Linked DNA regions of Homo sapiens: region 1 is linked to region 2. Evidence: chromatin loops called from intact Hi-C (ENCODE). Cell type or tissue: heart left ventricle. All regions are shown on one strand. Each heading gives the region's core, and the rest is flanking DNA. Links, peaks and the distances in the headings are about the cores only.

What was found. Hi-C counts contacts between places; a loop is a spot of excess contacts. Peaks named below come from ENCODE experiments on the same cell type or tissue, not always from the same donor. Only the 100,000 strongest peaks of a DNase experiment are listed, where the experiment ranks them.
Region 1: a loop joins it to region 2, with 4 times the contacts of the local background. A loop is called at or near these places in 3 of 110 quality-filtered maps.

Annotation. Positions count from the first base shown.
Region 1 is chr15:79,948,247-79,959,653 of GRCh38, reverse strand. No RefSeq gene overlaps it. Among named protein-coding and RNA genes, the nearest start is that of BCL2A1, 17 kb to the left of the region's middle. In heart left ventricle, for the core only: no CTCF peak of the experiment used is centred there; no DNase peak of the experiment used is centred there.
Region 2 is chr15:80,010,546-80,021,952 of GRCh38, reverse strand. No RefSeq gene overlaps it. Among named protein-coding and RNA genes, the nearest start is that of ZFAND6, 43 kb to the left of the region's middle. RefSeq lists an enhancer at 4,226-4,385. In heart left ventricle, for the core only: no CTCF peak of the experiment used is centred there; a DNase peak (open chromatin) is centred at 5,337.

The sequences.
Region 1 (11,407 bases), core at 1,483-9,482, 63 kb after region 2:
CCCTACCACGCCCGGCTAATTTTTGTATTTTTAGTAGAGACGGGGTTTCACCATGTTGGTCAGGCTGGTCTCAAACTCCTGACCTCAGGTGATCTGATCGCCTCGGCCTCCCAAAGTGCTAGGATTTCAGGTGTGAGACAACGCACCTGGCCAGGAAGTGTGATTCTTAACGGTGGGGATTAGGACACAGGTGCTGTCAGTAGGGAAGCGTTTTTGGCAGAGGCAGCTTTGGTTTACTTAAGAAGTCACGTCTGAGAGGCAACCATCTATGCCATCTGAGGCGCCTGTCACTCGGAGCAGGGTAAGACTTCACAGTTTCCTTTTTCCTTCTCTTCCTCCAAGTGCCTCACCCCCACCCCCCCCCCAACTGCTTTTAGTGTTCATTCTTTTTTTATTTTTATTTTTGAGACGGAGTCTTGCTTGCTCTGTCGCCCAGGCTGGAGTGCAGTGGCGCGATCTCGGCTTACTGCAACTTCTGCCTCCTGGGTTCACGCCATTCTCCTGCCTCAGCCTCCTGAGTAGCTGGGACTACAGGTGCCCACCACCACTCCCGGCTAATTTTTTGTATTTTTTTTTTTTTTTTTAGTAGAGACGGAGTTTCACCGTGTTAGCCAGGATGGTCTCAATCTCCTGACCTCATGATCCACCAGCCTCGGCCTTCCAAAGTGCTGGGATTACAAGCATGAGCCACCGCGCCCGGCCGTGTTCATTCATTTTTGTGTGTTAATCAGAGCTGAGTGGTGGGAATGAACAGTCACTGATGGTTCTAACAGGAAGTACATATATGGGCACTATTACCTGGAATACATTCACATGAGCAACCACAAAATCTGGTTTTTACACTGCAGTTGTTTCTTTAGCAATGTGACACTGGGAAATCAGTGACTATTTCTGATTTGGTCTGTGACCTGGTCTTTTAAACTGTACCTTGCTGTGTGTTTTGTTTATTAATTTACTTTAAAAAAAGGTTTTTATGGCTGGGCGCAGTGGCTCACGCCTGTAATCCCAGCACTTTGGGAGGCCGAGGTGGGTGGATCACCTGAGGTCAGGAGTTCCAGACCAGCCTGGCCAACATGGTGAAACCTCATCTCTACTAAAAATACAAAAATTAGCCGGGTGTGGTGGCGTGCACTTATAGTCCCAGCTATTTGGGAGGCTGAGGCAGGAGAATCACTTGAATCCAGGAGGTGGAGGTTGCAGTGAGCTGAGATCGCACCATTGCACTCCAGGCTGGGTGACAAGAGCGAAACTCCATCTCAAAAAGCAAACAAAAAAAAAAGGTTTTTATAAACCTCAACTCTTACTTCATGTGGCACAGAAAAATTAAATGGAAAGAGATCACAGGCCTAAATTTATGTGAAAATTATACAACGTCTAGAAGAAAATTAAATTTTTTTAATTTTTACTGTTAAAAAGACACTTTAAGAACTCAAACAGAAGGTATTTGAATTATACCTCAATAAAGCTATTTAAAAAAGCTCTCAAAAAGGCAAACCACAGAATGGGAGACAATCTGTACCACACTAATATCTGATAAAGGACTTGTGATAGGTGATACTCTTATAATTCAATAACAAGATCATCATCAACCTAATACTAAGCATGGGTAAAAGATTTGAACAGACACTTCACAAAAGCAGATACACAAATGGCCAGTAGACATGGAAAAGATGTTCTGGAGAACATGTTGAGCACCATTAGTCATCAGAGAAATGCATTTAAAACCACAGCAAGAGACCACTACATATCCTCCAGAACAGCTAAAATGAAAAAGATAGATAATGCCAAGCTTTTGGGAAAATGAGCAACTGGAAGTCTTACACACTACTGATGATAATATAAAATTGTACTACTACTTTGGAAAACAGCTTGGAAATTTCTTATAAAGTTAAACATACACTTATTGTAGGACCCAGAAATTCCTCTCCTGGATATTTACCCCAAAGAAATAAAACATATGCCTATATTATTCATAGCTTTATTCATAATAGTCCAAACTGGAACCCAAATGTTCATCAACAGGGGAGTGAATAAACACACTTTGGAATATCCATGAGACAGAATGTCACTCAGCAATAAAAAGGAATGAACTACTGGTACATGCAACAGAATAGATAAATCTCTAAAACATGTCGAGTGAAAAAAGCCAGTCACAAGAGTACATAGTGTATTAACTCCTTTATGTGAAACTCAAAAAAGGACAATACGTAGTGTCAGAAAGCAGGTCAGTTGTTGCCTGAGGCTGGGATGTGAGTATTGACTAAGAACTTTGCCTAGGGTGATAGAAATATTCTTCATCTTGATTGTGGTAGTAGTTACATGGGTGTATAAATTTGTCAAAACTCATAGAGATGTACACTTAAAACTGGTGCATTTTATTGTAGATAAATAATATCTCAATGAAGTTGACTTAGAAAAAAGTGTTTCTGGCCAGGCACGGTTGCTCATGCCTGTAATCTCAACACTTTGGGAGGCCGAGGTGGGCGGATCACAAGGTTAGATCGAGACCATCCTGGCCAACATGGTGAAACCCTGTCTCTACTAAAAATACAAAAATTAGCCAGGCGTGGTGGCTGGTGCCTGCAGTCCCAGCTACTCAGGAGGCTGAGGCAGGAGAATTGCTTGAACCCGGGAGGCGGAGGTTGCAGTGAGCTGAGACTGCGCCACTGCACTCCAGCCTGGTGTCAGAGCGAGACTCCGTCTCAAAAAAAAAAAAAAAAAAAAGAAAAGAAAAGAAAAAAGCGGTTTTTTGTGAAAAATAATAAACACTCATCAGAAGCAATGTAAACAATACAAAATGAGAGAAATAAAAATCACTGCAACTACTAATTTAAACTGGAAAGTTATTAATACCATGAATAAAGTCCTGAAGCACCATTATTTTGTTTGCCTTGTCATTTAAAAGGACTTTGTCATTGTAAATTAGAGCCTTGCTGACAATCTACCAGGCCCTCCCTACGTGGTTTGTTCTCTACTGTGATTGTCCCACTTCATTTCAGTTGTGTCCTCCTCCGGAGTCTGTCTCTTCTGCAGCTTTGCTGGGCTGTTTTCAGGACCTTCTGCCACAGATGTTTGCCTGTGCTGTTCCTTCTGCCTCTGCATCTGGTTAATGCTTACTTGCCTTTCAGAGTTCAGCTCAAAGTTCACTTCTTCTGGATGCCTTCCCTGACTAGGTTAAATTCTGCAATTATAGTCTTACAAAATGTCACTGTCTCAATTACAGGGTTATATTTGTGTGATTTTTAAATCAATATATCTGTTTCCCCAATAGATACTAAGTTCTGTACGGGCAGGAACTATGGCTGTTTTTGTTTACCATTTCATTTCAGAGCTCAGTTCAGAACTTGGTAAGAGTTCAATAATATTTTTGTTTAAAAAGAAATGGGGGCCAGGCACGGTGACTCACACCTGTAATCTCAGCACTTTGGGAGGCTGAGGCAGGTGGATCCCTTGAGGTCTGGAGTTCAAGACAAGCCTGGCCAATATAGTGAAACCCCGTCTCTACTAAAAATACAAAAATTAGCTGGGCGTGGTGGTGTGCACCTGTAATCCCATTTACTCAGAAAGCTGAGGCAGGAGAACTGCTTGAACCCAGAAGACAGAGATTGCAGTGAACCAAGATTGTGCCACTGCACTCCAGCCTGGGCGATAGAGTAAGACTCTGTCTCAACAACAAGAACAACAAAAACTACAACAACAAATGGGAATGAACATTAATTGGTTTTGATTATGTCATTTCATAGCAAATGAGGCTGGAGTGAGGCTGAACATCATGTTCTCAGTAATAGCATGTGCTATGGTTTGCTCCAAAACTCATGTTGAAACTTAATCCCCAATGCAACAGTGTTGAGAGGCTGGGCCTTTAAGAGCTAATTCGATCATGAGGGCTCTGCCCTCACGAATGAATTAATCCATTTACGGATTAATAAATTAATGGGTTAATGGATTAATGGGTTAACATGGGAGGGGAACTGGTGGCTTTATAAGGAGAGGAAGAGAGACCTGAGCTAGCATGCTCAGCCCTCTTGCCATGTGATACCCTGCACTGCCTTAGGATTCCACAGAGTCCCCACCAGCAAGAAGGCCCTCACCAGGGCCAGGCGCAGTGGCTCACTCCTGTAATCTCAGCACTTTGGGAGGCCGAGATGGGTGGATCATGAGGTCAGGAATTCAAGACCAGCCTGGCCAATATGGTGAAACCCTGTCTCTCTAAAAAAAATATATATATATACAAAAATTAGCCAGGCATGGTGGTGTGCACCTGTAGTCCCAGCTGCTCAGGAGGCTGAGGCAGGACAATCGCTTGAACCCAGGAGGTGGAGGTTGCAGTGAGCCAAGATCGCACCACTGCACCCCAGCCTGGGTGACAGAGTGGGACTCTGTCTCAAAAAAAAAAAAAAAAAAAGAAGGCCCTCACCAGATGCACCTCCTCAACCTTGGACTTCCTGACTTCCATAGCAGTACAAAAATACATTTCTTTCCTTTACAAATTACCCATTTCAGGTATTTCGTTATAAACAACAGAAAATTGACTAATGCAGCATGGGAGAGTGTAATGGCTGTTTAATGGTTGTTGTCCATCTGTGAAGAACTTTAGATACATAATTTTTAATCTTCATGATGTCCCTCTGAAGTAGATATTTTCCGTATTTTACTGTTGAAGAAACAGGCTTAAAACCAGTAAGAAACATGCCCAATGTCACAGAGTTGGGGGCATCTGACCTCCCAGCAGTCCTCACTGGCTCTCAGTCACTGGGCGTCCTCCTCCTACACCACTTCCTCCTGATCCCATGGGGCCACTCAGACCCTATGCTTCCTTCCCCATCCCTTTCACAGGCTGAAACTCTGCATGAAGGCCAACTGGGTGAAACTGGTTTCCCCACTGATGGTGAGGACCTTTGGTGGCCAGGTGGCCATCCCCATACTCCCTCTTTTTCACCTTCCACCCTTTTGCATGTGTCCTCCCAGTTGTATTGTCCCCAACTTAAACTGCTTGCCACTATTTTGGATCTGGACACGTTTTGCATAGTGTCCAAAGTTGCTCACAGGGAAACCTTGCTTGGTAACATCCCACAGACATGGAAATACAACAAATCCTTTATTTATAATTGGGAGCTCTGTGTGGTTATTTCTGCTTGAAGATGCTATTAGGATCCCATCACCAGGACAGGACAACGCCAAATCGTTTTTCTACAGTTTGGGTTTTTGTAGATTCATCTGCCTTATGACTAGAGGCAGCATTTTCAAGACAGCTGACTGAGCCTAGGACTATGATTTATTGCCTTAAAAGCTAAGCCTGACCGGCTCATGTGAGATCCAAACCCATGACCCATGATTCCTTACACTGTTTTAAAGTAGGAGGTAGATGACTAGGCTATTTGAGCAACAGAAGAATGTATATATAGAGTTTAGTATTATAAACTCTTGCAACATAATTATTTTGACACAATCTCATTTCCATTGACCTTGCTTCCTATTTCACTGAGAACTTCTACATCCTCTCTCTGCCATATCTACCTCCCCTGCTGCATCTAGACAGGTTAAATTTCCCTTCCTGCTATTATGGTGAATCAGTTATTCTAAGGCCAACCCCTACATTTGTGTGTTAGACCTTGTTTCTTATTTCCTCTGCAGGAGGAAACTATTCTGTATCATACAATTTCCTGTCTCTAATGGACCAGTCCTATTAGCACCTGAACTTGCTATAGTTTCTCCTATGGTAAAAGCAAACAAACAAAAAACCAAACACACAGTCTCTCAGTGACTACCCTATTTTTTGCTTCCCTTCACAGAAAAAATCCTCAAAAGAGCTGTCTATAATATGCTGTCTCCAATTCCTCTCCTCTCATTGTCTCTTGAACATGTATCAATCAGACTCTCATCCCCACTACTAAGTTCAGGGATGAATTCTCAGCCCTCAACTTCCTTGATGTGACATTTGACACAGTGAATGACTTTCTACATATTTTAATTTGACTTCTGGGACGCTACTCTGTGCTGGTTCTCCTCTCATGTCGCTGATTACTCTGTTTCCCTTGATGAATCTTCCTCATCTCCCCAAGCTAAACTCTGTAACTCTAAATATTGGAGTGCCCTGGCTAGTTTTTGGCTTACTTCTCTTCCTTACCTGCCTTCATGTGCTAGATATCTCTTTCAGTAGCATGGCTTTTAGGATCCACCATGTATTGATGACTCCCAAAATCGTATCTCCAGCCAAGACCTCCCCCTTCAACTCCAGACTCAAATATCCAGTTGCTGACTTGATGTCTCTCTACTTGGATGTTTAACAAGCACTTCAGATTTACTGTCTAAATCTGAATATCTGAACCTCTAACCCCTGAATCCTTCACCATCTTAGTTAATGGCATTTTCATCTTTTTACCCACTTAAGGTGGAAATCTTCTGTACTCATTGACTCTTTTCTTTCTTTCACTATACACGTTCAATCCATCAGGCAAAACTGTGTGGTTCTTTCATCAAAATACATACAGGGCCAGGCATGGTGGGTCACACCTTTAATCCCAGCACTTTGGGAGGCCGAGGCAGGCGGATCACGACGTCAAGAGACCGAGATCATCCTGACCAACATGGTGAAACCCCGTCTCTACTAAAAATACAAAAATTAGCTGGGTGTGGTGGCGCGTACCTGTAATCCCAGCTACTTGGGAGGCTGAGGCAGGAGAATCGCTTGAACCTGGGAGGTGGAGGTTGCAGTGAGCCGAGATCATGCCACTGCACTCCTGCCTGGGCAACAGAGTGAGACTCCATCTCAAAAAAAAAGTATATAAATTATATATATTATATATAAATTAACATAAATTATATAATTTATATAAAATTAATATATATAATTTCATATATATATAAATTACTTATTAAACTACTGCTATCCTGACTCGAGCCACTTGAAGTCCCTTGTATAGATTTTGCAGTGACCTCCTAGCTGGTCGTCTGGCTTATTTCCTTGCTCCTCTACAATTTGTTCCCAACCTGCAGTCAGAAGGGTCCTTCAAAATATAAGATCACTTGTGTTCCCTCTCCATTCACAACTCAGTGGTTTCCGCTGCACACAGAGAAATAGTCCAAGTTCTTAAAATGGGCTCTAAGGCCTTTCACAATTTACTTCCCTGTGAACAGCTTGACTTCATCTTTCCCTTGCTCAAGAAGCTTCCCTACAGTGTCAACCACACTCCCTCTTCCCAATTTCTGAAACCTCTTATGTTACTGAGTCTTTTTTTAGGATCTTGATCTGTGCCTTGGTAACATGGCTCCTGAGGCTTAAACAAAATTGGTGAAATGTCCACAGAGCTCTCTGGGGACTCAGAACCGTAATGAACTTCACACCTAGTGTGGCATGTACAAGTGCTGGTGCTTTGAAAGTACAATCCTTGATGGAAATGCAGAGTATGAATACTACATTGTTGTTAACTGTCAAGGATTTTGGAGCAAATGAGGAAGACTTTTCCCTCAAGGGAATCAAAGCTTTACCTAACTGGACAAGGGTGTTTTATTTTTAAAGGGTTCTGTCCAGGGTGCAGAATCATCAGAGTAGATATGAATACACAGGAAATCGATGCCTCCGGAATTCCGCCGGGGCACCTGACCCACAGCATTCTTCCTCCACAGTGCTGGGGTCGCCTCCATCAGTAAGTCCTCAGGCAGCTCTGCCTGCCTCTTCAGTGTCCTTTTGCTTTCACCCTTGTTGATATCCAATCAGCTTCTCAACCAGAAACTTGGTTCCTGGCAGTCATTCTCAAACCTTCTTCCATTCCTTTTATTCAACTAAAAATGGACAAATGCTGCCAATTTTACTTGTTAAGTATCTCTTAATCTACCCATTTTTCTCATTCTTAACTTTTATGCCAACCACTGATAGAACCTTTTTTTTTTTTTTGAGGCGGAGTCCCGCTCTGTCGCTCAGGCTGGAGTGCAGTGGCGCGATCTCAGCTCACTGTAGCCTCCGCTTCCCGGGTTCAAGCAATTCTCCCGCCTCAGCCTCCAGAGCAGCTGGGACTACAGACGCGCACTACCACACCTGGCTAATTTTTTTTCTATTTTTAGTAGAGACGGGGTTTCACCATGTTGGTCAAGCTGGTCTTGATCTCCTGACCTCGTGATCCACCTGCCTCGGCCTCCCAAAGTGCTGGGATTATAGGTGTGAGCCACCGCGCCCGGCCCCTTCCCTCCCCCAACCCCCCCCCAAATCCCCGCTTTTTTTTTGAGACAGAGTTTCGCTCTTGTTGCCCAGGCTGGAGTGCAATGGCATGATCGCGGCTCACCGCAACCTCCGCCTCCCGGGTTCAAGCTATTCTCCCGCCTCAGCCTCCCGAGTAGCTGGGATTACAGGCATGTGCCACCATGCCTGGCTAATTTTGTATTTTTAGTAGAGACGGGTTTTCTCCATGTTGGTCAGGCTGGTCTCGAATTCCTGACCTCAGGTGATCTGCCCGCCTCGGCCTCCCAAAGTGCTGGAGTGTGAGCCACCTCGCCCGGCCACAACCTTTTTTTTTTTTTTTGAGACGGAGTCGTCGCCCAGGCTGGAGTGCAGTGGCGCGATCTGGGCTCGCTGCAAGCTCCGCCTCTCGGGTTTGGCCATTCTCCTGCCTCAGCCTCCCAAGTTGCTGGGACTACAGGCGCCCACCACGCCCAGCTATTTTTTTTTGTATTTTTAGTACAGATGGGGTTTCACCATGTTAGCCAGGATGGTCTGGATCTCCCGACCTCGTGATCCACCCGCCTCGGCCTCCCAAAGTGCTGAGATTACAGGCGTGAGCCACAGCGACCGGCCCAGGCCACAGCCTTTTTACTCATGTATCCATATCTACACCTGTCTCCATTTGGTACATTTGATACAGCCAGCGTATTAATCTTAAAAAGGAAATCTAATGTCACAATACTGCTTAAAAATCATTCAATTAATTCCAGCACTTTGGGAAGCCAAGGCAGGAGGATCACAGGTCAGGAGATTGAAACCATCCTGGGCAACATGGTGAAACCCTGTCTCTACTAAAAATACAAAAATTATCTGGGCCAGGTGATCAAGGTTAAGGTGATAAGTTGTGTTGATAGCACACCTTGATATCATGTAATGAAAAGGCATTTAGTCTTTGTGGTATTGTTTCCCCAAAACCCATAATCCCAGGAAAACATCAAATGTAAATTGGGGACATTCTACAAAATACCTAACCAGTATTTCTCAAAACTGTCAAGGTCATCAAAAACAAAAAGTCTGAGGAAATTTTCACGTTTAAGAGGAGCCTATAGGCCAGGCATGGTGGCTTACACCTGTAATCCCAGCACTTGGGGAGGCCAAGGTGGGCAGATCACAAGGTCAGGAGTTCAAGCCTAGCCTGGCCAACATGGTGAAACCCTGTCTCTATTAAAAATACAAAAATTAGCCAGCGTGGTGGTACATGCCTGTAATCCCAGCTACTAGGAAGGCTTAGGCAGGAGAATCGCTTGAACCTGGGAGGTGGGGGTTGCATTGAGCCCAGATAGTGCCATTGCACTCCATCCTAGGCGACAGAGTGAGACTCCAACTAAAAAAAAAAAAAAAAAAAAAAAAAAAAAAAAAAAAAAAAAAAAAAAAAAGAGGAGCCTATAGAGACACAGTGTGGTACCCTGGACTGGATCCTAGAACAGAAAATAGATATCACTGATATCACTGGAAAAACCAGTAAAAAAAAGTTTGGAGTCTATTTAATAGTAATATATCAGTGTTTCTTAGTTTTGTCAAATGTGCCATGGTAATGTAAGATCTTAACTTTGGGGAAACTGGATAAAGGATATGTGGGAACTGTTAGTATTATCTTTGCAACTTTTAGGTGAATTTCAAATTATTCCAAAATGTTCATTGAAAAACAAACAGATGGCTGGGCACGGTGGCTCACACCGGTAATCCCAGCACTTTGGGAGGCGGGGGCAGGTAGATCATGAGGTCAGGAGATAGAGACCATCCTGGCTAACTGGGTGGAACCTTGTCTCTACTAAAAAAAAAAAAAAAATACAAAAAATTAGTGGGGCATGGTGGCAGGCACCTGTAGTCCCAGCTACTTGGGAGGCTGAGGCAGGAGAATCGCTTGAACCCAGGAGGCAGAGGTTGCAGTGAGCCAAGATTGTGCCACTGCACTCCGGCCTGGGTGACAGAGTGAGACTCCATCTCAAAACAAAACAAACACAAACAAACAAACAGACACTGGCTGGATGCGGTGGCTCATGCCTGTAATTGCAGCACTTGGGGAGGCCGAGGCGGGTGGATCACCTGAGGTCAGGAGTTCGAGACCAGCCTGGCCAACATGGCAAAACCCCGTCACTACTAACAATACAAAAAATTAGTCAGGCATGGTGGCGGGAACCTGTAATCTCAGCTATTTGGGAGGCTGAGGCAGAAGAATTGCCTGAACCCGGAAGGCAAAGGTTGCAGTGAGCTGAGATCATGCCATTGCACTCCAGCCTGGGTGACAGAGCGAGACTCTGTCTCAAAAAAAAAAAAAAAAAAAAAAACAGACAAACAAAATACAAGCTCATGTCATCTGGACCCAGGTTCTTCAGCTTCATCTCGTGCCTCTCTCCTCTTGGCTCTTGGTTGATTAGCCATTGTGGCCACCTTTCAATTCCTCTAAAATATCATGCCATGTTTCCCTTTAGAAACTTTGTATATACAGTTGTTTCTTCATGAAAAATTTTCCAGTTTTTCTCTCTTCCCTGTTCTCACTCTCTCACCTAAAGAATGCATACTTAGCCTTGTGATTTCAGCTGAAAAGTCATTTCCTTGGAGTGGGGGTGGGGGTGATGGTGGAACGGGGGAAGGAGGGGTCACCAGCAACCTCCTGATCTATCTAAATGGAGAGAATGCTCTGTGCAGGCTGACTGTATTATCGTTTGCATGATAATTTTATTTCTTCCTGCAAATTGGCACTTGGTTTATACATTGATTAGTGGTAGTACTTCCCAAACACAACCAGTGAGACCGCATGGCACTTGGTTATTGGGTTTTCCCTGGTGACACTGTGGCTTTTCTTTTAAATTTCTACAATGACTACCTACCACCCCGAGCTGAGGAAGTCAGCCCCTTCTGAAAACTAGCTTTCCATACCACCCTTAAAGTGTGGTGCAGCGCTTCAGCTATAGCTCCGTCAGCAAAGAGTACAATGGGGTTTCTTCTCTTGACCTGGACTTCCAACAGCAGCTGGGGATTTTATTAGCTTAATAAGTTGCTCTTCCCACCTCATTGTCGCATGACACAGCCTTCCCTCACTGACTCAGCAGCTATCTGCCGAGCATCCGTTCCACACCAGGCCTGGTGCTGAGCAGTGAAGATACAGGTGACTACAGAACATGGGCCGGTCTCATACTTCACAGGATGAACAAGAACAGAGCTACAGAGCTAATAAAACAGTGCTGTGAC
Region 2 (11,407 bases), core at 1,083-9,082:
TCATCATACACTTTCTAAATAAAGACAATCTTTTTTTTTTAAAAGAAGCACTTGTGTTTTTAAAAAACTGACTCCTGACTTCTGGTTTCCAGTCCGACACGTATGGAACTTGGAAGTCAGCACTCTGTCCTAACAAGTAAAAAGCTGAACAAACTGAAAAAAAATAACATCTCTTCTTTTGTTCTGTTAGAAAAGTAAGGTCACATAGCAAACTGCTGCCCCCAAAATTGGAGAGATAGGCAAATGCAGAGAATCACAATTTACTGTAATAGAAACTTCCACAGGAACCTGTACCAGGATAGGAAAATCTGAATTGTAATTCAAGAATTGCTGGAGACTCAGAGTGGCAAGTTTGACAGTTAATTCCAGGAAGACTCATTCAGGGGGGCCGCCATACTTTTGAGTTTTACCTCCAGGAGTTCTAACAGGTTCTCACAATGATTATCAGAGAAAAATCCCCTTGTGCTTCTAGCAGGGAGAGGGGAAAACAAACCATTTTGAAATGTATAAGAATATTCTGTCATTCTCTCTCTCTCGTTTTTTTTTTTTTTTTTTTTTTTTTAATAAAAGTCTCACTCTGTCACCCAGGCTGGAGTACAGCAGCATAATCCTGGCTCACTAGTCTCCACCTCCCAGGCTCAAGGGATCCTCCTGCTTAGCCTCCCAAGTAGCTGGGACTATGGGTGTGTACCACCACACTCAGCTAATGTTTTTTGTTGAGATGGGGTCTTGCCATATTGGCCAGGCTGGTCTCAAACTCCTGGCCTGAAACAATCCTCCTGCCTTGGCCTCTCAAAGTGCTGGAATTGGAGACTTGAGCCACTGTGCCTGGCTGCCTTCTGTTATCCTTAACAAGGCCTGCACTCAGAGAAACGACTTCACCATTGTCTGGGGTTTTATCAGAGCCTAGCCAATCAGGGGAGAGAAAAATGCCCAACTCCAGCCCTCTTTAGCCTTCTATCTGATAGAAGAAAAATACCCAACCTCAACCCACTATAGCCACCATGTCTCACCTAGGTGGCGGGGGAAAAAACCTGAGAAGTACTTGTGAAGTTCACAGTCCAGAGGCACAGGCTCACTAAAAGACCGAGATCCAGTCATAGGACTATATAATGCTTCCCTTCCCCTCATGCCACACCTTGCCACCACATCACTAAAGGCTTATTTATCTCAGTTTCTTCTACAAGGCATACTAAAAGGCAAAAACACAGTTTGCAGAGACAGAGCAAGCATCAGAACCAGACTCAGATATGCAGGGACACTGGAAATATCAGACCATGAATTTATTTTTATTTTATTTTATTTTATTTTTTGAGATGGAGTCTCACACTGTCACCCGGGCTGGTGTGCAATCTTGGCTCACTGCCACCTCTGCCTCCCGGGTTCAAGCGATTCTCCTGCTTCAGCCTCCTGAGTAGCTGGGACTACAGGCATGCACCAGCACACCCGGCTAATTTCTGTATTTTTAGTACAGATAGGGTTTCACTATGTTGGCCAGGCTGGTCTCAAACTCCTGACCTCGTGATCCGCCCACCTCGGCCTCCCAAAGTGCTGGGATTACAGCCACTGCGCCCAGCCCAGACCAGGAATTTAAGAGAACTATGATGAATATGCTAAGGGATCTAATGGATAAAGTAGAAAGCATGCAAGAACAGATGGGCAATGCAGAGAGATGGAAATTCTAAGAAAGAATAAAAAGTAAATGCTAGAGATCAAAAACATTGTAACAGAAATAAAGAATGCCTTTGACGGGCTCATTAGTAATGTGCATAAGGCTGAGGAAAGACTCTCTCAGCTTAAAGATATGTCAATAGAAACTTCTGAAATGAAAAAGCAAAGAGAAAATAGTCCGAAAAAAAAACAAAAAGAAACTCAGGATGCTGAGTTGGGAGGATCACTCAAGCCCAAGAGGCAGAGGTTGCAGAGAGCCAAGATCGGGCCACTGCACTCCAGCCTGGGCAACAGAGCAAGACCCTGTCTCTTTAAAAAAAAAAAAAAAAAGCTGGGCACAGTGGCTCACGCCTGTAATTCCAGGACTTTGGGAGGCCAAGGCAGGCAGATCACTTGAGGTCACGAGTTTGAGACCAGCCTGGCAAACATGGCGAACCCTGCCTCTACTAAAAATATAAAAATTAGCCAGGCATGGTGGTGCATGCCTGTAGTCCCAGCTACTTGGGAGGCTGAGGCAGGAGAATCACTTGAATCCAGGAGGCAGAAGTTGCAGTGAACTGAGATTGTGCCACTGCATTCTAGCCTGGGCAAACTCCGTCTCAAAAAAAAAAAAAATCATCAAAATTAAAAGTCTGTTCTTTGAAAAGATCAATAAAATCAATAAGCCTCTAACCAGGCTAAAAAAAAAAAGAGTTGACAAATTATTAATATCAGAAGTGAAAGATACCTCTTTCACTTCTGATATTAATAATTACATATCCCATGAACATTAAGAGGTTAAGAAAGGAATATTATGAACAACTATGCCCAGGCATTTGACAAACTAGATGAAATGGGCAAATTCCTTGAAAGATACAATCTGCCAAAACATATGAAGAGAAACAGACAATCTGAATGGGCCAATATCTATTAAAGAACTTGAATCAGCCAGGCATGGTGGCTCACGCCTGTAATCCTAGCACTTTGGGAGGACGAGGTGAGCGGATCATGAGGTCAGGAGTTCGAAAACAGCCTGACCAACATGGCGAATCCCTACTTAAAATACAAAAATTAGCCGGGCGTGGTGGCAAGTGCCTGTAATCCCAGCTACTCAGGAGGCTGAGGCAGGAGAACTGCTTTAACCCAGGAGGTGGAGCGTGCAGTGAGCCGAGGTCACGCCACTGCACTCCAGCCTGGGTGACAGAGCAAGACTCTGTCTCAAAAAAAAAAAAAAGTTGAATCAATGATTAATAATTTTCTGTAACAGAAAGCATCAGGCCCAGATGAGTTCACTGGTGAATTCTATCAAATATTTAAGGAAGAAATTATTCTGACTCTCTAATCTCTTTCAGAAGATAGAAGCAGAGGGAATACTTCCTAGCTCATTCTGTGAGGTCAATATTACCTTAATATCAAAACAAGACAAAGAAAAGAAAACTACAGACCAATATTTCTCATGAATATTAATGCAAAAATACTCAACACCATATTAACAAATCAAATACGACAATGTGTAAAAAGAATTGTATGCCATAACCAGGGCCAGGCTTGGTGGCTCACACATGTAATCCCAGCACTTTGGGAGGCCAAGGGGGCAGATCTCCTGAGGTCAGGAATTCGAGACCAGCCTGGTCAACATGTAAAAACCCCATCTCTACTAAAAATACAAACATTAGCTGGGCGTGGTGGTGCACATCTGTAGTCCCAGCTACTTGGGAGGCTGAGGCAGGAGAATTGCTTGGACCTGGGAGGTGGAGGTTGCAGTGACCTGAGATCGCGTCATTGCACTCCAGCCTGGATGACGAGGGAAACTTCAACTCAAAAAACAAAACAAAACAAAACAGGCTGGGTGCAGTGGCTCACGCCAGTAATCCCAGCACTTTGGGAGGCTGAGGCAGGTGGATCACGAGGTCAGGAGTTCAAGACCAGCCTGGCCAACATAGTGAAACCCTGTCTCTACTAAAAATACAAAAATTAGCTGGGCATGGTGGCACGCACCTGTAGTCCCAGCTACTCCAGAGGCTGAGGCAGGAGAATCGCTGGAACCTGGGAGGTGGAGGTTGCTGTGAGCTGGGATCACGCCACTGCACTCCAGCTTGGGTGACAGAGCGAGACTTCGTCTCAAAAACAAAACAAAACAAAAGAATTATATACCGTGACCAAATGGAATTACCCAAGGTATGCAAGCCTGGTTCAACATTCAAAAACTCAATCACTATAATCCATCACATCAACAGAGAAAGAAAAATCACAAGATTACATCAATAGATACAAAAAAAAATTGACTAAGTCCGATACCCATTTATGATAAAAACTCTCACCAAACTAGGACTAGAAGAGAACTTCCTCTATTTGATAAAGAACATTAACAAAACCCTATAGCTAACACCTATTAATGGTGAGAAACAAGAAGCTTTCTCAGCTCAGAAACAAGGTAAGGGTGTCCTCTTTCACTTCTCTTTTTCAGTGTTGTGTCCGGAATTGGTGGGTTCTTGGTCTCACTGTGTCCAGAATTGGTAGGTTCTTGGTCTCACTGACTTCAAGAATGAAGCCGTGGACCCTCACAGTGAGTGTTACAGTTCTTAAAGGCAGCGTGTCCGGAGTTTGTTCCTTCTGATGTTCAGATGTGTTCGGAGTTTCTTCCTTCTGGTGGGTTCGTGGTCTCGCTGGCTCAGGAGTGAAGCTGCAGACCTTCATGGTGAGTGTTACAGCTCTTAAGGCGGCGTTTCTGGAGTTGTTCATTCCTCCCAGTGGGCTCGTGGTCTCACTGGCTTCAGGAGTGAAGCTGCAGACCTTCGCGGTGAGTGTTACAGCTCATAAAGGCAGTGTGGACCCAAAGAGTGACCAGCAGTAAGATTTATTGCAAAAAGCAAAAGAACAAAGCTTCCACGGTGTGGAAAAAGACCCTAGCGGGTTGCTACTGCTGGCTCTGGCAGCCTGCTTTTATTCTCTTATCTGGCCCCACCCACATCCTGCTGATTGGTAGAGCCCAGTGGTCTGTTTTGACAGGGCGCTGATTGGTGCGTTTACAATCCCTGAGCTAGACACAGAGGTGCTCCACGTCCCCACCAGATTAGCTAGATACAGTGTCCACACAAAGGTTTTCCAAGTCCCCTGGTAGTAGCTAGATACAGAGTGTCGATTGGTGTATTCACAAACCCTGAGCTAGACACAGGGTGCTGATTGCTGTGTTTACAAACCTTGAGCTAGATACAGAGTGCCGACTGGTATATTTACAATCCCTGAACTAGACATAAAGGTTCTCCAAGGCCCCACCAGAGTAGCTAGATACAGAGTGTCGATTGGTGCATTCACAAACCCTGAGCTAGACATAAAGGTTCTCCATGTCCCCACCAGACTCAGGAGCCCAGCTGGCTTCACCCAGTGGATCCCGCACTGGGGCTGCAGGTGGAGCTGCCTGCCAGTCCCCCGCCATGCGCCCGCACTCCTCAGCCCTTGGGTGGTCAATGGGACTGGGTGCCCTGGAGCAGGGGGCGGCGCTCGTCGGGGAGGCTCGGGCCGCACAGGAGCCCACGGAGGGCGGGCAGGCTCAGGCATGGCAGGCGACAGGTCCCAAACCCTGCCCCGCCGGAAGGCAGCTAAGGCCGGGAGCGAAATTGAGCACAGCAGCTGCTGGCCCAGGTGCTAAGCCCCTCACTGCCCAGGGCCAGTGGGGCCCGCAGGCCGCTCGGAGTGCGGGGTCTGCCCAGCACACGCCCACCCGGAACTCACGCTGGCCCGCAAGCACAGCGCGCAGCCTCGGTACCCCCCCTGCCTCTCCTTCCACACCTCCTCACAAGCTGAGGGAGCCGGCTCCGGCCTTGGCCAGCCCAGAAAGGGGCTCCCACAGTGCAGCGGCGGGCTGAAGCGCTCCTCAAGTGCCGCCAAAGTGGGAGCCCAGGCAGAGGAGGCGCCCAGAGCGAGCGAGGGCTGTGAGGACTGCCAGCACACTGTCACCTCTCAGTGTCATACTGGAAGATCTAATAATGTAATAAGACCAGAAAAGAAAATATGTACTGATTAAGAAGGAATATTAAACTGTCTTTGCTCTCAGATGATATGATTGTTTACGTAGAAAATCTAAAAGAGCCGGGGTGGTGGCTCACACCTGTAATCCCAGCACTTTGGGAGGCCAAGGTAGGCAGATCACTTGAGGCCAGGAGTTCGAGACCAGCCTGGCCAACATGGAGAAACCCCGTCTTTTCTAAAAATACGAGAATTAGCCAGGCATGGGGGTGCATGCCTGTAATCCCAGCTACTCAGGAGGCTGAGGCACAAGAATCACTTGAACCCAGGAGGCAGAGGTTGCAGTGAGCCGGGGTTGCACCACTGCACTCCAGCCTGGGTGACAGAGTAAGACTCTGTCTCAATTTAAAAAAAAAAGAAAGAAAGAAAAAGAAAAGAAAATCCGAAAGAATAGATTAAAAAAAAAACCCCGGAGCTAATAAGTGCTTATAGCAGCTTTGCAGGATATAAGGTTAATACAAAAAAGTCAATCACTTTCCTATATACCAGCAATGAACTATTAGAATTTGAAATTAAAAACACAATATCATTTACATTAGCACCTCAAAAAATGAAATAAGTGTAAATCTAACAAAATATGCACAAGATTTATGTGAGAAAAACTATAAAACTCTGCTGAAAGAAATCAAATAACTAAATAAAATGGAGATATATTCCATAGTCATTCATAGGAAGATCCGATATTGTCAATATATTGGTTCTTGCTAACTTGATCTATAATTTCAATGCAATCCCAATGGTATAAGTTGGATGTTTGTCTCCTTTAAATCTCATGCTAAAATACTATTCCCAGTGTTGGAGGTGGGGCCTGGGAGGTGATTGGATTGTGGGGGCGGATGTCTCAAGAATGTTTTATCACTTTCCCATTGGTGAGAATTGAATTCTTGCTCAAGATCTGGTTGTTTAAAAATCTAGGCCCTCCCCCACTGGCTCACTTGCTGTTACTCTAGTCATGTTACATGCCTGCTCCCACTTCGCCTTATGCCATGATTGTAAGCTTCCTGAAGTCCTCACCAGAAGCCAAGCAGATGTTGGTGCCATGCTTTTATAGCCTGCAGAACTGTGAGCCAATTAAACCTCTTTTCTTCATAAATTACTCAGTCTGAGGTATTCCTTTACACCAAAGCAAGAATGGCCAAGTACACCCAACCAATATCCCAGCAAGTTATTTTCTGCATATTGCCAAACTGATTCTAAAATTTATATGGAGAGGCAAGAGACAGGATAGCCAACACAATATTGAAGGAGGAGAACATAGTTGGAAGACTGACATTACCCAACTTCAAGACTAATTATTAAAGCTACACTAATCAAGACAGTATGGTATTGGTGAAAGAATAGACAAATATGTCAATGGAACAGAATAGAGCCCAGAAATAGAGCCAAATAAATACAGTCAACTGACCTTTGACAAAGCGACAAAGCAATACAATGAAGCAAAGATATTGTTTTCAACAAATTGCGCTGAAGAACTGGCCAAACACTTGAAAAAACATCTAGGCAAAGATCTTACATGTTTCACAAAAATTAACTCAAAATGGATTATAGGCCCAAATGTAAAATGCAAAATCATAGAACTCCTAGAAGACAACAAGAGAAAATCTGTGTGACATTGGGTATTGGGTATTAGTTATGGTGAAGACTTTTTTACATAAAACACCAAAGGCACAACCCATGAAATAAATAATTGATAAGCTGGGATTCATTAAAATTTTAAAAGTTCTGTTCTGTGAAAGACCCTGTTAACAGAATGAGAAGACAAGCCAAGGATGCAAGAAAATATTTGCAAAAGACATAGTTGATAAACTGTTGTTATCCAAAATATACAAAGAACTCGTAAGGCTGGGTGCGGTGGCTCACGCCTATAATCCCAGCACTTCAGGAGGCTGAGGCGGGCAGATCACAGGTCAGGAGAGCAAGACCATCCTGGCCAACACAGTTAAACCCCACCTCTACTAAAAATACAAAAAATTAGCTAGGCATGGTGGCGGGCACTTGTAGTCCCAGCTACTCTGGAGGCTGAGGCAGGAGAATGGCATGAACCCTGGAGGCGGAGGTTGCAGTGAGCCAAGATTGCGCCACTGCACTCCAGCCTGGGCGACAGAGCAAGACTCTGTCTCAAAAAAAAAAAAAAAAAATAGGCTGAGTGTGGTGGCTCACACCTGTAACCCCAGCACTTTGGGAGGCCAAGGTGGGCAGATCACAAGGTCAGAAGTTTGAGACCAGCCTTGCCAACATGGTGAAATCCTGTCTCTACTAAAAATACAAAAAATTAGCTGGGCGTGGCGGTGGGCACCTGTAATCCCAGCTACTTGGGAGGCTGGGACTGGAGAATCGCTTGAACCCGGGAGGCGGAGGTTGCCATGAGACCGTGTCATTACACTCCAGCCTGGCGACAGAGCAAGACTCCATCTCAAAAAAAAAAAAAGAACTCTTAAAACTCAACCATAAGAACAAACAAACTGGTTAAAAAATGGGGAAGCAGGCTGGGTGTAGTGGCTCAGGCCTGTAATCCCAGTACTTTGGGAGGCCAAGGCTGGTGGAGGGTTTGAGGTCAGGAGTTCGAGACTAGCCTGACCAACATGCTGAAACCCCATCTCTAATAAAAATACAAAATTAGCCAGGCGTGGTGGCGCATGCCTGTAATCCCAGCTTCTCAGGAGGCTGGGGCGGGAGAATTGCTTGAACCTGGGAGGCGGAGGCGGTGAGCTGAAATTGTGCCATTGCACTCCAGCCTGGACAACAAGAGCGAAACTCTGTCTCAAAAGAAAAAAAAAAAGTTGCTGAGCTCTCTTCCAAAAGTGGCTGTACCATTTTGTATTCCCATTAGTAATGAGTGAGAGCTCCTGATGCTCCATATTCTCGCCAGCATTTGGTGTTGTCTGTGTTTTGGATTGGAGCCATTCTAATAGGTGTGTAGTGGTATCTCGTTGTTTTAATTGGTAATTCCCTTATGACAGATGTGAGCATCTTTTTATATATTTATTTGCCACCTGTATATCTTCTTTGGTGAGGTGAGGTCGAACTCCTGCCCTCAGGTGATCTGCCCATCTCGACCTCCAAAAGTGCTGGGATTACAGGCATGAGCCACCATGCCCAGCCAAGCTTGGCAATTTCTTACACAGCACAACATAGACTTATCATATGATTCGGCAATCATGCTCCTAATTTGCCCAAATGGTTAAAAACTTTGTCCACACAAAAACCTGCACATGAATGTTCGTAGCAGCTTTATTAATAATTGCCAAAACTTGGAAGCAATCAAGATGCCCTTTAATAGATGAATGGATAAATAAACTGTGATACATCTAGAAAAAATGACGTTATTTAGTAATAAAGATAAATGATTTATCAAGCCATAAAAAGATAAGAAGGGATGCTAAATATTACTAAGTGGAAGGAACCAATCTGAAAAGGCCACAGACTGTATCATTCCAACTATATGACATTCTAGAAAGGGAAAACTATGGAGCCAGTAAAGAGGTCAGTGTTTGCCAGGGGTTAGGGAGTAGGGAGGGATGAACAGGCAGAGCACAGAGGATTTTTATGGTAATGAAACTATTCTGTATAATATTATAATGATGGGTGCATGTTATTATACATTTGTCCAGACTCATAGAATGTTCAGCACCAAAAGTGAATTTAGACTTTGGGTGATAATAATGTGTCAATGTAGGTTCATCAAATGTAACAAATGTATCATCCTGGAGTGGGATGTTGTTAGTGGGAAAGGCTGTGAGGATATAAAAACAGGAAGTGAATGGTAAATTCCGTACCTTCTGTTCAATTTCGCTGAGAACCTAAACTACTAAAAAGTAAAGTCTATTTAAGAAAGAGTCAACTGACTCCCTCTCTGGCCTCTAGCTATCTTGTTCCCTGCCACCCCGGGGCATGCAGAACTAATTTTTTTGTTGCTAAACAAATGGGCTGGTTGTTTTTAAAAAGTTATTTTACTGAGGAAAAATTTACATATAATAAAATGCACCCATTTTAAATGTACCATTTAATGTGGGATTTTCTTTTTCAGCTCAATGAGTTTTGACAAGCGTAAACCCCCTGTGTAACCGCCAGCCAGCACAATCAAGATATAGAATATTTCCACCACCTCAAAAAGTTCCCTCATGCCCCTGTGCAGCCGATTCCCATACCCCAGCCCCAGAAAACCACTCATTTGCTTTCTCTGCCATTACAAGATTAGTTTTGCCTATTCAGGAAATTCATGTAAACAGGATTATGTGATAGGGAATTTTTTTGTGTCTGGCTTCTTTTACTTTAACATTATTTTAAAATATTTATTCATGTTGTTGCATGTATTAGTAAGTCATTCTTTTTTATTGTTGATTAGTATTCCACGTACGGATATACCATTTTGTTTATCCATTTTCCTGTTAATGGCATTTGAATGGGCTATTATATTTATAATAGCTTTGGGCTATTATAAATAAACTTGCTATGAAAATTTGACTAGACTTCCTTGGGTAGACATATTTTTCTCTTAAGTAGAATACTGACAGTGGAATTATGTGGTTGTATGATAAGTTTATGTTTAACTTTATAAGAAACTGCCAAACTATTTTCCAATGTGATTGTACCATTTTACACACCCACCAGCAGTGTATGAGAGTTCCAGTTCTTCTATGTCCTCGTCACACTTGGTATTATCAATCTTTTTTATTTTTGCCAGTCTAGAGGGTATTGAGAGGCAGTCTCTCAGTGCGTGTGTGTGTGTGTTTTGTTTTGTTTTTTTTAAGATGGAGTTTCGCTCTTGTTGCCCAGGCTGGAGTGCAATGGCGTGATCTCTGCTCACTGCAGCCTCTGCCTCCTGGGTTCAAGCAATTCTCTTGCCTCAGCCTTCCGAGTAGCTGGGATTACAGGTGCCCGCCACCACGCCTGGCTACCTGTTTTTGCATTTTTAGTAGAGACAGGGTTTCACCATGTTGGCCAGGGTGGTTTCGAACTCCTGGCCTCAAGTGATCCGCCCACCTTGGTCTTCCAAAGTGTCAGCATTACAGGCGTGAGCCACCGTGCCCAGCCTCTCAATGTGGTTTTAATTTACATTTCCATGTTGACTAATGATGTTGAGCTCTGTTCAGTTGCTTGTTAGTCATTTATATATCTGTTGCAAAATGCCTATTTATATCTTTTGCCCATTTTTAGAAGTTGAGTTTAAAAGTTGTCTTTTGTTACTGAGGACAAGAGTTCATTATATATTCTAAACACAAGTTCTTTGTCAGATATACAGATTTTGATTTTTTTCTCACAATCTGTGACTCATCTTGTCGTTTTCTTAACAGTATCCTTTGAATACTTTAAGTTTGATAAAACCAATTTATCTTTTTTTGTTTTATAGTTTATGAGATGGGTTGGCTTTTTTTGTAAAGTAATCAGGCTCTTCTGTCAGGAACTCGAGGGCTACTGTAAGGTAACATGAGAGAATAAGGACTTTTGGTCTACAGTGGTAAAGAAATGTGAGTAAGGAATTTGGAGGATCCTGGGGAGGCAGGAAAAATTAGGTGGAAGGTTCCAAAAGAGTGGAAACAACAATAATATCTAGTATTTATATTTATTGAGTGCTTACTATGTTTCAGGCCTTGTAGGATCTTCGCTTGTATTAACTTATGCAATCTCCACACCACTGTGGAATAGGTGCTATTATTATCCCCGTTTTGCATATAGGGAAACAGAGTGATTAAGTAACCTGCCCAAGATCATGCAACTTGTTAAGTGGCAG